3 separate regions of the Homo sapiens genome follow, and regions 2 and 3 are each linked to region 1. The links are chromatin contacts, found by Hi-C or POLR2A ChIA-PET in ENCODE. All regions are on one chromosome and are shown on one strand. The core of a region is the stretch at or near the end of the contact, and the rest is flanking DNA. Distances in the headings are between cores, read along the strand shown. Region 1 holds the start of MPND (MPN domain containing). Region 2 overlaps TICAM1 (TIR domain containing adaptor molecule 1). Region 3 holds the start of MYDGF (myeloid derived growth factor).

The links. A loop is a pair of places that touch in the nucleus more often than their neighbours do. ChIA-PET counts read pairs that join two places held with the same protein, here RNA polymerase II (POLR2A). Pooled maps may share reads with other maps.
Region 2: a loop to region 1 is called in a pooled map, with 4 times the contacts of the local background. The contact joins the enhancer-like site here to the promoter of MPND in region 1. A Hi-C loop is called at or near these places in 1 of 50 pooled maps. POLR2A ChIA-PET finds 5 or more read pairs at or near these places in 2 of 52 experiments (HEK293 and HEK293T).
Region 3: a pooled map shows a loop between it and region 1 (24-fold over the local background). The contact joins the promoter of MYDGF here to the promoter of MPND in region 1. A Hi-C loop is called at or near these places in 2 of 37 single-sample maps with no recorded cell type and 8 of 50 pooled maps. POLR2A ChIA-PET finds 5 or more read pairs at or near these places in 1 of 52 experiments (OCI-LY7).

The regions. Positions count from the first base shown.
Region 1 is chr19:4,341,269-4,345,564 of GRCh38, forward strand. MPND (MPN domain containing) reads left to right here and starts at 2,294. Exons shown (of 13, transcript NM_001300862.2): 1 at 2,294-2,332; 2 at 2,440-2,726. The coding sequence starts at 2,326. RefSeq lists enhancers at 1,206-1,325, 1,346-2,077 and a silencer at 2,146-2,435.
Region 2 is chr19:4,813,356-4,817,651 of GRCh38, forward strand. TICAM1 (TIR domain containing adaptor molecule 1) reads right to left here. Exons shown (of 2, transcript NM_182919.4): 2 at 2,577-4,296. The coding sequence ends at 2,884. Among named protein-coding and RNA genes, the nearest start is that of TICAM1, 16 kb to the right of the region's middle. RefSeq lists enhancers at 1-363, 2,498-2,627. Within about 2 kb of position 2,067, at least 13 of the 41 ENCODE cell types and tissues checked have a DNase peak (open chromatin) inside an H3K27ac peak, as active enhancers do.
Region 3 is chr19:4,668,455-4,672,750 of GRCh38, forward strand. It overlaps MYDGF (myeloid derived growth factor), which reads right to left and starts at 1,888. Exons shown (of 6, transcript NM_019107.4): 1 at 1,707-1,888; 2 at 141-191. The coding sequence starts at 1,880. RefSeq lists a silencer at 1,888-2,277.

The sequences.
Region 1 (4,296 bases), core at 1,044-3,543:
TAGAGATGGGGTTTCACCATGTTGGTCAGGCTGGTCTTCAGCTTCTGACCTCAAGTGATCCCAAAGTGCTGGGATTACAGGCGTGAGCCACTGTGCCCAGCCAGGGTGGTTAGTTTTTATTGTATTTGTCTAAGGCAATGTGGAGCGACAGAAGGATTTACAGCATGAGAGGAGGGCAGGGTGCGGTGGCTCACGCCTGTAATCCAAACACTTTGGGAGCCCAAGTGGGAAGATTGCTTAAGGCCAGGACTTGGAGACCAGCATGGGCAACATAGTGAGATCCCCTTCTTTTACAAGAAAATTAAAAATTAGCCAGGCATGCTGGTCACGCCTGTTGTCTCAGCTACTCTGGAGGCTGAGGCAAGAGGATCATTTGAGTCCAGGAGGCCAAGGCTGCAGTGAGCCATGATTACACCAATGCACTCCAGCCTGGGAGATAGAGCAAGGCCCTGTCTCGAAAAGAAAAGAAAATAGGCTGGGCGCAGTGGCTCACACCTGTAATCCCAGCACTTTGGGAGGCTGAGGCAGGTGGATCACCTGAGGTTGGGAGTTCGAGACCAGCCTGGCAAACATGGTGAAACCCCTTCTCTACTAAAAATACAAAAATTAGCTGGGTGTGGTGATGTGCATCTGCAGTCCCAGCTAATTGGGAGGCTGAGGCAGGAGAATCGCTTGAACCTGGTAGGCAGAGGTTGTAGCGAGCCAAGATCTTGCCACTACACTCCGGCCTGGGTGACAGAGCGAGACTCCGTCTCAAAAAAAAAAAAAAAAAAAAAAAAAAAAAAAGAAAAAAGAAAAGAAAAGAAAACAAAATAATAATATGGGAGGGAGGTGGTAATAGGTGCATTTTAGAAAGAGCCCTCTGGGGCAATGGTGGAAGACCGACAGGGTGGGGCATGAGTTTGGAGGCCTGAGACTCACTGCGATGGCCAGGATTTGGGTGCAAGAGGCTGGAGGTGTGGCTCAGGGTTTTGGAAGGCAGGGGACGGAAAAAAAGCCAAAGAGAAAGTGCGTAAGGAGTTGGGGAAATAAACTGAGGCCGGTTTGGGCTATGCTGAGTCTGCAGGCCTTGGGGATGCCCGTTGTTGGCTGGACAGTCAGGGTGGGGCCCCTAAAGGGTGCCTGGGCTGGACAACAATAGTTCACATGTACCCAGCTCTTGCTCTATGTCAAGTCTTCTTCCTGAGAACATTCCCGAGCACCCTGGAGAGCCTCCCCCGCACCCCTACTGTCCAGTTCCCACTTCCCGACTGCGGTCTGGGCAAAGCCACCCGCACTTGAGCCCATCCCACGGCGTCCCGGAGCTTTAGGAAGTCCCCATCCCGGACTTTCAACCCTGCCAGGGACTGAGGGAAATCCCAGAGCCTGGGCTCCGGGACGAAGGTCCCAGGACAGGGTCGGGGATGTAGTTGCAGAAACAGGGTAGGGGACAAAGGCCGGGGCTGCACTGATCAGGCGCGCAACGAGCCCGGCCCTGCCTCCTGCTCCGCCCAAGGGTATGGAGGGCCGGACTCGGCTGGCCTTATACCCGGAGCTGATTGGCTGGTGAGTCCAGTCCCTGCCTCTGATGGTTTGCGCTCATAACTAAGGGTTTCTACTGATTGGTTTACATGGACGTCTGCCCATTGGTCAAATCCGAGTTGGTGTAATCAGATAGTTGACACGGATTGGTTGGTGCGGGAATCCAGTAGCTTGCTATCGATTGGTTGAGGGTGAAATAAATGGGACTCTTATCATTGGCTGGCGGGCTCCGCAACGGTCCAATCATGGAATCAGTCGAGGGCCGCCCGGGAGGGTGGGAGTTAATTCTTTAGCGACTGAGGCCGGCTTGGGCTCTTTGGCTCCACCTGTGTCTGCGCGAGGCTGTTCCCTATTGGAGTCCGCATTGTTCCCCTGGACCTGAGTTTCTCCCCTGGTCCTAAAGGCCGAGGCCTCTGAGTTCCTCAAGTGCGGTGACCGCAGGTCTCACCTTCTCCTCTCCTTGCAGCAGGCTGAGCCACTCGCGCACCCGCCCCAGGCTTCCACCTTGCAACCTCTATCCCTGGACAGCGAGGCCTCAGTTTCCCCATTCGCACCAATGAGCTCCCGGTCAACACCCCGTCACGCCTCAGTTTCCCGAATGTTCCCAGAGGGCTGAGTTCCCGATCTCTCTCCCGCGTGGGCATCCCCGAGGCCTCAGTTTCTCCGCCCACCCCAGCGCGCCGAGCCCTTCCCCCGACCCCGGCGACGGCCAATGGTTGGGGCGCCCCTCCCCTCCCCGGGGCGGGGCCGCGTGACGTGCCGGGAAGCCGGAGTCTAGAGCTCCGGGCGCGGGGAGGCGCGGCCATGGCAGGTACGGCGGGCCCAGCGGGGCGGAGGCGCGGGGCGCGGGGCTGCAGGGGCGCGGGGCTGCAGAGCCGTGGGGCGAGCGGCCTCCCTGCAGCCTCTCGCTGTCCGCAGCTCCGGAGCCGCTGTCCCCGGCGGGCGGTGCGGGCGAGGAGGCGCCGGAGGAGGACGAGGACGAAGCGGAGGCCGAGGACCCTGAGCGGCCGAATGCGGGAGCGGGCGGTGGACGCAGTGGCGGCGGCGGCAGTAGCGTCAGCGGAGGAGGCGGCGGCGGCGGGGCCGGGGCGGGGGGCTGCGGCGGGCCCGGGGGCGCGCTCACCAGGCGCGCGGTCACACTGCGGGTGCTCCTCAAAGACGCGCTGCTGGAGCCTGGCGCCGGGGTGCTGTCCATCTACTACCTGGTGAGCACCCCGCCTCCCTCGTCCCATCGCGGCTCGGGCAGGAAGGGGAAACTGAGGCCTGGAGTTCCCTTGCTGCAGGACAAGCTTCAGTGTAGGGAGGGGACACTGAGGCCCGGAGCTCCCTTGCTGAGAGACGAGCCCCGGTGTGGCGAGGGGAAACTGAGGCCCGGGGCTCCGTTGACTGCAGGAAGAGCTCCAGTGTGAGGAGGGGAAACTGAGGCTCGGAGCTCTCTTGGCTGCAGGAAGAGCCCCGACATGAAGAGGGGAGACTGAGGCCCGGAGCTCCCTTGGCGGCAGGAAGAGCCCCGGTGTGAGGAAGGGAGACTGAGGCCTGGAGAGCTCCCTTGCTTTAGGACAAGCCCCAGTGTGGGGAGGGGAAACTGAGGCCCAGAGCTCCTTTCCTGCAGGAGGAGCTCCCGTGGAGGGGACACTGAGGCCCGGAGCTCTTTTTACGGGACAAGCCCCATGTGGAGAGAGGAATCTGAGGCACAGATGGGTCCTTCTGGTGGGGAGGACGTAGATTACCAAACACCCCATCCCACAAAGGAGAAGCTGAGGCTCAGAGAGGAGCCACCACCCGCGCAGGGTCAGATGGGCAACACCCCGGCCTTCCTGTGGTTTCCCAGCCGTGAAATGGAATATTTCCCCACCATGGGAAAATTAGGGGATGGTTAAATGAATAAAGCCCTCAGCAGGCGCCTGCCACATGGTAAGCACTTTATCTGTGGTAGGTATTAGTACTTTTTTTTTTTTTTTTTTTTTGAGACAGAGTCTCGCTTTTTTGCCCAGGCTGGAATGCAGTTGCTCGATCTCGGCTCACTGCAACCTCTGCCTCCCGGTTCAAGCGATTTTCTGCCTCAGCCTCCCGAGTAGCTGGGACTACAGGTATGCGCCACCACGCCTGGCTAATTTTTTTTTTTTGCAGTTTTAGTAGAGACGGGGTTTCACTATATTGGCCAGGCTGGTCTTGAACTCCTGACCTCGTGGTCCGCCTGCCTCAGCTCCCAAAGTGCTGGGATTATAGGCGTGAGCCACCATGCCCGGCCTTTTTTTTTTTTTTTTTTTTTTTTTGAGACAGAGTCTCGCGCTGTTGCCCAGGCTGGAATGCAGTAGCATGATCTCGGCTCACTGCAACCTCTGCCTCCCGGTTCAAGCAATTCTCCTGCCTTAGCCTCTTGAGTAGCTGGGATTACAGGCACCCGCCACCACGCCTGGCTAATTTTTATATTTTTAGTAGAGATGGGGTTTCACCATGTTGGCCAGGCTGGTCTCAAACTCCTGACCTCAGGTGATCCGCCCGCCTCAGCCTCCCAAAGTGCTGGGATTACAGGCGTGAACCACTGCACCCAGCCCTGTATTATTACTATTACTGTTGTCATTATTGTTTGATTTGTGAATGGTAGCACATTATTCCCCTTCTGAATGGGAGTTTCTGAATGGAGCAACTGCTGAGTGTTGCATCCTGGAGACACAGCAGTGATCAAGACAGACAGACCCTATCCCCGATCTTAGGGGTTTCTTGGTCATGGTGGGCGGGGTGCAGATATCTGCCAGGCAGCTTGGTGCAGGC
Region 2 (4,296 bases), core at 817-3,316, 470 kb after region 1:
GTGAGTCCAGTTTCACCTTCGAGGACCCTCCTTTGTTTCCTCCCTTGGAAGTTCAGCTCCTTCCATTGTGATTCCCCGTTTCTGATCTGTGTGAGTTTTGGAGTCAGAATTAATCTCTTTAGGCCTCGGTTTTCCCCATCTGTAAGGTGGGTCCATAATAGAAGCTTCTACCTTGAGGGGTCATTTTGAGGATGAAAATGTGTTTGTTTATTTATGTATTTAATTTTTTGTTATATAGATGAGGCCTTCCTATGTTGCCCAGGCTGATCTCAAACGTCTGGCCTCGCCTCCTTACACGCCAGGACAACGGGCCTGCAACACCGTGCCTCCCTATTTATTTTTATTTTATTATTTTATTGTTATTTTTGGAGATGGAGTTTCACTCTCGTCACCCAGGCTGGAGTGCAGTGGTGCAATCTCGGCTCACTGCAACCTCCACCTCCCGAGTTCAAGCGATTCTCCTGCCTTAGCCTCCCAAGTAGCTGGGATTACAGGCACCCACCACCACACCCAGCTAATTTTGTATTTTTAGTAGAGACGGGGTTTTACCATGTTGGCCAGGCTGGTCTCGAACTCCTGTCCTCAGGTGATCCACCCACCTCGGCCTCCCAAAGTGCTGGGATTACAGGCATGAGCCACCATGCCCTGCCTATTTTTATTTATTTATGTATGTATTTACTGATACAGAGTCTTGCTCTGTTGCCCAGGCTGGAGTGCAGTGGCGCAATCTCAGTTCACTGCAATCTCCGCCTCCCAGGTTCAAGCGATTCTCCTGCCTCAGCCTCACAAGTAGCTGAGACTACAGGTGTGTGCCCCATGCCCAGCTGGTTTTTCTATTTTTAGTAGAGACAGGGTTTCATCATGTTGGCCAGGCTGGTCTCGAACTCCTGACCTCAAGTGATCCGCCTGCCTTGGCCTCCAAAAGTGCTGGGATAACAGATGTGAGCCACCATGCCTGGCCTATTTATTTATTTATTTTTTAAAAAGAGTTGGATGTCTTATTCAGTTGATAAATAAATAAATACATACATAAATAAGAAAGATGCGGCTGGGTGTGGTGGCTTACGCCTGTAATCCCAGCACTTTAGGAGCCCAAGGCAGGTGGATCACCTGAGGTCAGGAGTTTCAGACCAGCGTGGCCAACATGGCGAAACCCCATCTCTACTAAAAATACAAAAATTAGCCGGGTGTGGTGGCGAGCTCCTGTAATCCCAGCTACTCGGGAGGCTGAGGCAGGAGAATAGCTTGAACCCGAGAGGTGGAGGTTACAGTGAGCTGAGCTCTCTTCACTGCACTCCATCCTGGGTGAGAGAGCCAGACTCCATCTCAGGAAAAAAAAAAAATAGAGATGGGGTTTCATTATGTTGCCCAAGCTGGTCTTGAATTCCTGGCCTCAAGCAACCCTCCCACTTCAACCTCCCAAAGTTCTGGGATTAATTACAGATGTGAGCCACCACAGCACCCAGTCTTGTTTATGTATTTAGACACTCCAGAATCAATACATGTTAAGTGTCCAACAAACCTTGGCTCCATTCTTATTCTTAGAAGGTCTGTCACCCTGAAAAATATTAATCCCTTCCATGTGGGTCCCCATACTTAATGAGTGCTGCACCTGCTACCCAGGTATGGTGTACCTGATATGTGGTTCTGCATATGATCCGCTGAGGCCTTGAAACAACAGCCTCCACAGACCCATTTCTCAGATGAAAAAGCAGAGGCTCCGACAGGGGAGGCACTTGCCAAATGTCACACAGTGGCATCGGAGTCCAACCTTGGTGGGGGCATCAAAGGCAGACCCCAAAGAAAAAGGAAGGGCTGCAGCAAAAACTGCTAAATGTCCCCCAATGGCATTCATTCAAATTCATGCATTTATTCACTCATCCATTCATTCACTCACTCATTCATTCATTCACTCATCCTTTCACTCACTCATCCATTCACTCATTCATTCACTCACTCGTTCATTCATTCACTCATTCATTCACTCACTCGTTCATTCATTCACTCATTCATTCACTCGTTCATTCTTTCACTCATTCATTCACTGACTCGTTCATTTATTCACTCACTCATTCACTCATTCATTCATTCACTCACTCGCTCACTCATTCATTCATTCATTCATTCATTCATTCATAGCTCACTGCAGCCTTCGGCTCCTGGGCTCAAGCAATCCTCCCACCTCAGCCTCCTGAGTACCTGAGACTACAGGCGTGCACCACCACGCCCAGCTAACTTTTGTATTTTTGAAGAGACGCGGTCTCACCATGCTGCCCAGGCTGCACCCTCCCCGCCCTCAACAATATCTTTTCCCTCCACCTTTCCTGGTATTAGAACCCCGACTCGGGAGGCACACGGCCGTTCAGAAAGGACTACATTTCCCAGGGTTCCTTGCGGCAGGAGCAGGGCCATGTGATTATATTCTGGCCAATGGGATGAGGGCAAAGGCCGGTCTATGCCCTCCAAGAAGAGGCGTGCACTTCCCGCTTCCTGTTCCCTTTTGCGGGAGCGGGAGCCACGTGTTTTATAACAAATAGCCAGGCAGAAGGTGTCCCAGAAGACAATGGCGCTGCGGAAGCATTCAATAAATATTTATTATAATTAAAAGACCGTAGCAATACCCCCACCACCAAGACCCTTCACCCAGAAATAGAGAGATTGGAATTGTAAACACCGTATCCAGTTCTGACCACCCTGAAAGCCAGGGCATCATCGCGCCCGTTTTGTCCTAAATGAAGGGCTCCCGGACAATGTCCTGAAAGTGGCAGATGACCTCATCTTCCACTGTCCACAGGGCACAGGGCAGACCGGGGTGCTCTATGGGGTCCTGGCCGATGCCTGGGTCCAGGGGTGTTCCCCAGGTGGTCAGGCAAGGACACGCGGTCATTCTGCCTCCTGCGTCTTGTCCTCGGGCGCCTGGGACCCTCTCTGGTTCCACATGTGGTTGTTCAGCCCCAGCTGTACCATCTGTGCGTGGTGGATAATGAGGGGTTGCAGCCCTGGGCTCTGAGGGGGTGCGGGTGAGGCCGTAGGGAAGGCTGGGGACTGCGGGAAGGGCAGTGACTGTGGAAAGGCTGCTGGCTGTGGGGAGGGCGGTGGGGGGGTGCCAGCCTGCCATGCGTGCAGGGGTGGCGGCTGCGGGCACCCCGGCCAAGTGGGAAAGGGTGGCGGGGCTCCCAGGGGCACCTGGCCCCCAAAGGGCATTCGAGCCCCATAGGGCGCCCCAGTCCCAAATGACATGTGGCTCCCAAAAGCCACCTGGAGCTGCTCCATCTGTGCCTGGTAGGACAAGTAGCTCTGGAGGTAGGCTGAGTAGGCTGCGTTCAGTGCCGCCGCCTGCATCCGCTCACCGTCCAGGTGTTGGCTCTGTTCCCGCAGGGCTCGGGTGTCCTGTTCCTTCCTCCACATGGCCTTTCGGGCCTGAAGCCTGTGGGGCTTGAAGGTGTTGGCCACCTTCCTGGCGAAGATCTGGGAGTGTTCGTCCAGCCGCACCAGCCCGGAGAGCAGGCTGGCCGTGTCGGAGCTGAGCTGGGCCGGGGAGCTCTCCAGGGGCAGGAAGGGGATGACACAGTCTGGCGACCCCTGTCGCGTGAGGTTGCTCATCATGGCTTGGTTCACCTGGTGCAGGCTCAGGCGACAGTCGAAGTTGGAGGTGAGAAGTAGGATGATGAAAGCTGAGTGGTCTATGGCGTCCTGCAGGCAGCTCAGCTCCCCGCGCCCCGGCACCTGGAAATCCTCGCAGAAGGTGGCCCCGTCGGGCACGCCAAGGGCCTCCAGCTTCTCCCGAACCCGCAGGGCGATGTGTTCGTCTGCCCTGGCGTGGAGGATCACAAAGTTATAGAATTTCTGTTCCGATGATGATTCCAGGGAGGAAGGGAACAGGGAGGAGGGGGTCAGGTGAGCTGAACAAGGAGTAGATGAAGGAGGAGGAGGAGGAGGAGGAGGGGATGTTTCTGGGGTGGTGGGAGTAGGTGGGCACGGCTTGGTATTTGGAGAGGTGGTATCTTCTACAGAAAGTTGGAGTGGCGTCTGGTCTTTGACAGAGCAGGGGTTTTTGACCGGCTCCAGAATAGGCAAGGGGAGAGACTGGGGGCCTGCAGACCCCTCGGTGCACTCCACTGGGTAGTTGGTGCTGGTTTCTGGAGCTGCGGGGGTATCAGGGAGGCCAGTGGAGGTTGCATCTGGGGCCACTTCGGGAAGCCCAGGAGGTGGGCTGCTTGGCAGCTCTGGTGGGCTGGCAATCTCCCCCGATGGCGGCCAGCTCATCTCCTCAGGCTCCTGGCAGCCACCGGGGAC
Region 3 (4,296 bases), core at 638-3,137, 330 kb after region 1:
CTTTTTATTGGTTTAGGAAGAGTCATTCAATGAGTGTAAGGTGATATAGGTGAGACCCAACCCTGCTGTCTGCTACAGAACATCTCCCTACAACAATGGATACTGTCACAGTAAGCTAGAGGGAATTTTGAACAACTCACCTCATTGGTCCCTCCTTGAGAGGCGTAAGTGAACATACACGTATATTTGTCCTAGAGAATGGAAGGAAAAAAAAGGTTTGGTAGAAGGAAATTTTTATTTTGTTTAAGAGACGGGGTCTTGCTGTCACCCAAGCTGGAGTGCAGGGGCACAATGACAGCTCACTGCAGCCTCGAACTCCCAGGTTTGAGTAATCCTCTTGCCTCAGCCTCTCAAGTAACTGAGACAATAGGTACGCAACCACCACACCCGACTAATTTTTTTTTTTTTTTTTGAAGCAGAGTCTTGTTCTGTCGCCCAGGCTGAAGTGGGATGATCTCAGCTCACTGCAACTTCTGCCTCCCGGGTTCAAACGATTCTCCTGCCTCAGCCTCCTGAGTACTTGGGATTACAGGCACCTGCTACCACACCTGGCTAATTTTTCGTATTTTTGTAGAGATGGGTTTTGCCATGGGACCTGGACAAGTGAAAACTTTTCTGAGCCTCTAGTTTCTCTCTGTTTCTCTTTTTTATGTGAAGCATTTTCTCATCTGTAACTTGGGCCTAACATATAAAGGACTTGGCATCACACCTAACTATAAGGAAGTAGTCAACAAACTGGCCTGGCACAGTGGCTCACGCCTGTAATCCCATCACTTTGGGAGGCCGAGGTGGGCGGGTCACCTGCGGTCAGGAGTTCAAGACCAGCCTGGCTAACATGGTGAAATCCCATCTGTACTAAAAATACAAAGATTAGTAGTCCCAGCTACTTGGGAGGCTGCGGCAGGAGAATGGCATGAACCTGGGAGGCAGAGGTTGCAGTGAGCCAAGATCGCGCCACTGCACTCCAGCCTGGGCGACAGAGTGAGGCTCCATCTCAAACAACAACAACAACAATTATCCGGGTGTGGTGGCACACGTCTGTAATCCCAGGTACTGGGGAGGCTGAGGCAGAAGAATTGCTTGAACCCAGAAGGCTAAGGATGCAGTGAGCCGAGATCCCGCCACTGCACGCAAGTCTAAAAAGAAATAGTCAAAAAACAGTAAAGATACTGTTATTACAGGCGGGGAAAGGGAGGCTGAGAGGGGAAAGGACTTTGCCGACAAGCTGAGTACAGGGCTGAGGGCCCGGCCTCACACCCTCGGTGAGGGGGGACCTTGTGCAATGGAAGGAAGGAGCACTTCCTCCCTCTTCGGAGCTGCAGCGACTGATTTCCTTCAGGCCCAGGAGGGCAGATGCCCTTTAGCCTCCTGCCGCTCCCATCACTGACCCCTCCCCACCTCTGCGTCTGGAGGGCAGGGGTGCCTGGACACTCCAGGCAGGCGACAGGTGACAGGTGATCACGCCCCCTCAACGCCGCCGGGGCCCACAAGGCCCCGCTCCCTATGAGTTCAGTCCTGCCCCAGTGATGACCCCGGCCTCACGGTCCCGCGCCCCCCACTCAGCCTCCGACCCTAACAATCCGCACCCCTTCTTCAGTACCCACCTCCGCGGTCCGCGCCCCCTCCTCGGGCCCCGCCCCCAATGCTCCGCGCCCCCTCCCCGGGCCTGCCAGCACTCAAATATCCGGGACGGCGGTGGCACGTACCCCCGGGCCCACGTTATGGGAGAAGGAATGCACGACGCCGCCGGGCCGCACGTCAAACGCCACCGTCGTGGGCTCGGACACCGCCTCCGCCGGCCTCAGCGCCACGGCCCCTAGGAGCAGCGCGGCCCACAAGCTCGCGCCGACGCCGTTCCACCCTCCGCTGGGCGCCGCCATGTTGGACTAGGGTCCTCAGGGCAGGGGCGGGTAGACGGGGCGCGGCGAGGGACACGTGGAGCGTCCGCCGGAGGCCACGTCGGCGTCGGCTGTCCACGTGACCCGGCACGCCCCGCCCTGTCCACCGCCCGGGGCCACCATCTTGGGGGCGGGACTTTGTCGAGGGGGCGGGACTTTTGCCGAGGGGGCGGGGCCGCCGAGGGGGCGGGGCCGCCGAGGGGGCGGCCTCGTACCCTAGGGACCCTGCGTAGCCCGGCGATCCTTGGAGGGTCCCTCAGGTGGTAATGGAGTTCGTTTTGGGGTCTCAGGGTCCCTCACCAGCCGTGTGACTGACTGCAGCTCTTTCAGTTAGGAGATGTACAGGGAGTGAGGGAAATCGAAGGTCACCATTAGGCGAACTTCTCATAATCGTTGCAGCCAAGATGTGTGTGCATCGATATTCAAAATTAGCAGAGGGAAAGTAGGATGAGAAGCAGGATGCTTGCTTTTGTTTCCCTCTTGTTGCCCAGGCTGGAGGGCAGTGGCGCGATCTCGGCTCACTGCACTCTCCGCCTCCCAGGTTCAAGTGATGCACCTGCCTCAGCCTCCCGAGTAGCTGGGACTACAGGTGTTCACCACCACCCCTGGCTAATTTTTGTATTTTTAGTAGAGACAGGTTTTCACCATGTTGGCCAGGCTGGTCTTGAGCTCCTGACCCCAAGTGATCCGCCTGCCTCGGCCTTCCAAAGTGCTGGGATTACAGGTGTGAGTCATCACGCTCGATCAGTCTGTGTATTTGTTAATAGGATTATGTGGGTGTTCACTTCCTGGCTTTGATAACCTGGCTTGTCCTAGGGGTTACAGACGATGTTCACATTAGGGGGAGTTGGATGAAGCGTATTAGGAAACCCTACAGTTTCTGCAGATTTTCTGGGAGGCAAAAATTATTTCAAAATAAAAAGTTAAAAAGAAAATAATCCCTACCTCAAGGAGTTGTTGGGAGGAGTAAGTGAGGGAATTAAGTTCCCACACCGGGACGAATGAACTGAGAATTATATATTGTAGCTATTGCTATCATTAGATCCCAGGTTTTCAACTAGAGAAGGAAGTCATTCTTTGGTTACAAATGGCTTAACATTTCAAGAAAACACCAGTGGCCAGGCCTGGGGGGTCAATAATTAAGCTGGTGTTTCTAGTCCTTCCCAACTGGCAAAAAACAGAATCCAGAGAGAAAACGTCATAGATGACTCCTAAGATGGGTTATAATTCACCCTTTGAGGAATTAAATCACTCTACTCCATAGCTACGGAGGGTGGTGAGCCCCAGGGAGGTGAGAAGGATCCCCGTGGAGGCTGACTCCTCTGCCAATGACAGAAGTCCAAGCCAGTTGCCTTTCTGCAGTGGCAGCCTGTTCTAAATTGGGATACCTGCTTGCGTTAGGAAATTTATTGGCCGGGCGTGATACTTCATGCCTGTAATTCCAACCCTTCGGGAGGCCAAGGTGGGTGGATTGCTTGACCTCAGGAGTTCTAGACCATTCTGGGCAACATAGTGAGACCCCATTCCTATATATATATTCATATATTCACATATGTGAATATATATATTCATATATTCACATATGTGAATATATATATTCATATATTCACATATGTGAATATATATATTCATATATTCACATATGTGAATATATATATTCATATATTCACATATGTGAATATATATTCATATATTCACATATGTGAATATATATTCATATATTCATATATACTTATATATTCATATATTCATATATACTTATATATTCATATATATGAATATATATTCATATATTCATATATATGAATATATATTCATATATTCATATATACTTATATATATATTCATATATTCATATATACTTATATATATTCATATATTCATATATATGAATATATATTCATATATATGAATATATATATTAATATATTCATATATATATACTTATATTCATATATTCATATATATACTTATATTCATATATTCATATATATACTTATATTCATATATTCATATATATACTTATATATATTCATATATTCATATATATACTTATATATATTCATATATTCACATATATACTTATATATATTCATATATTCATATATATACTTATATATATATATATTTAAAGATATTTTAAGATTATTTTTTAAAGATAGCCGGACATGGTGGTGGGCGCCTGTAATCCCAGCTACCTGGGAGGCTGGGGCAGGAGAATCTTTTGAACCCAGGAGGCATAGGTTACGGTGAGCTGAGATCATGCCACTGCACTCCAGCCTGGGTCCCAGAGCAAGACTCCGTCTTAATAAATAAAGAAATAAACAAACAAATCTCTTCCTCCATGCAGCTGTCTGTTCTGGACCCATGAGACACTGTCTCCATAAACTGGACAAGC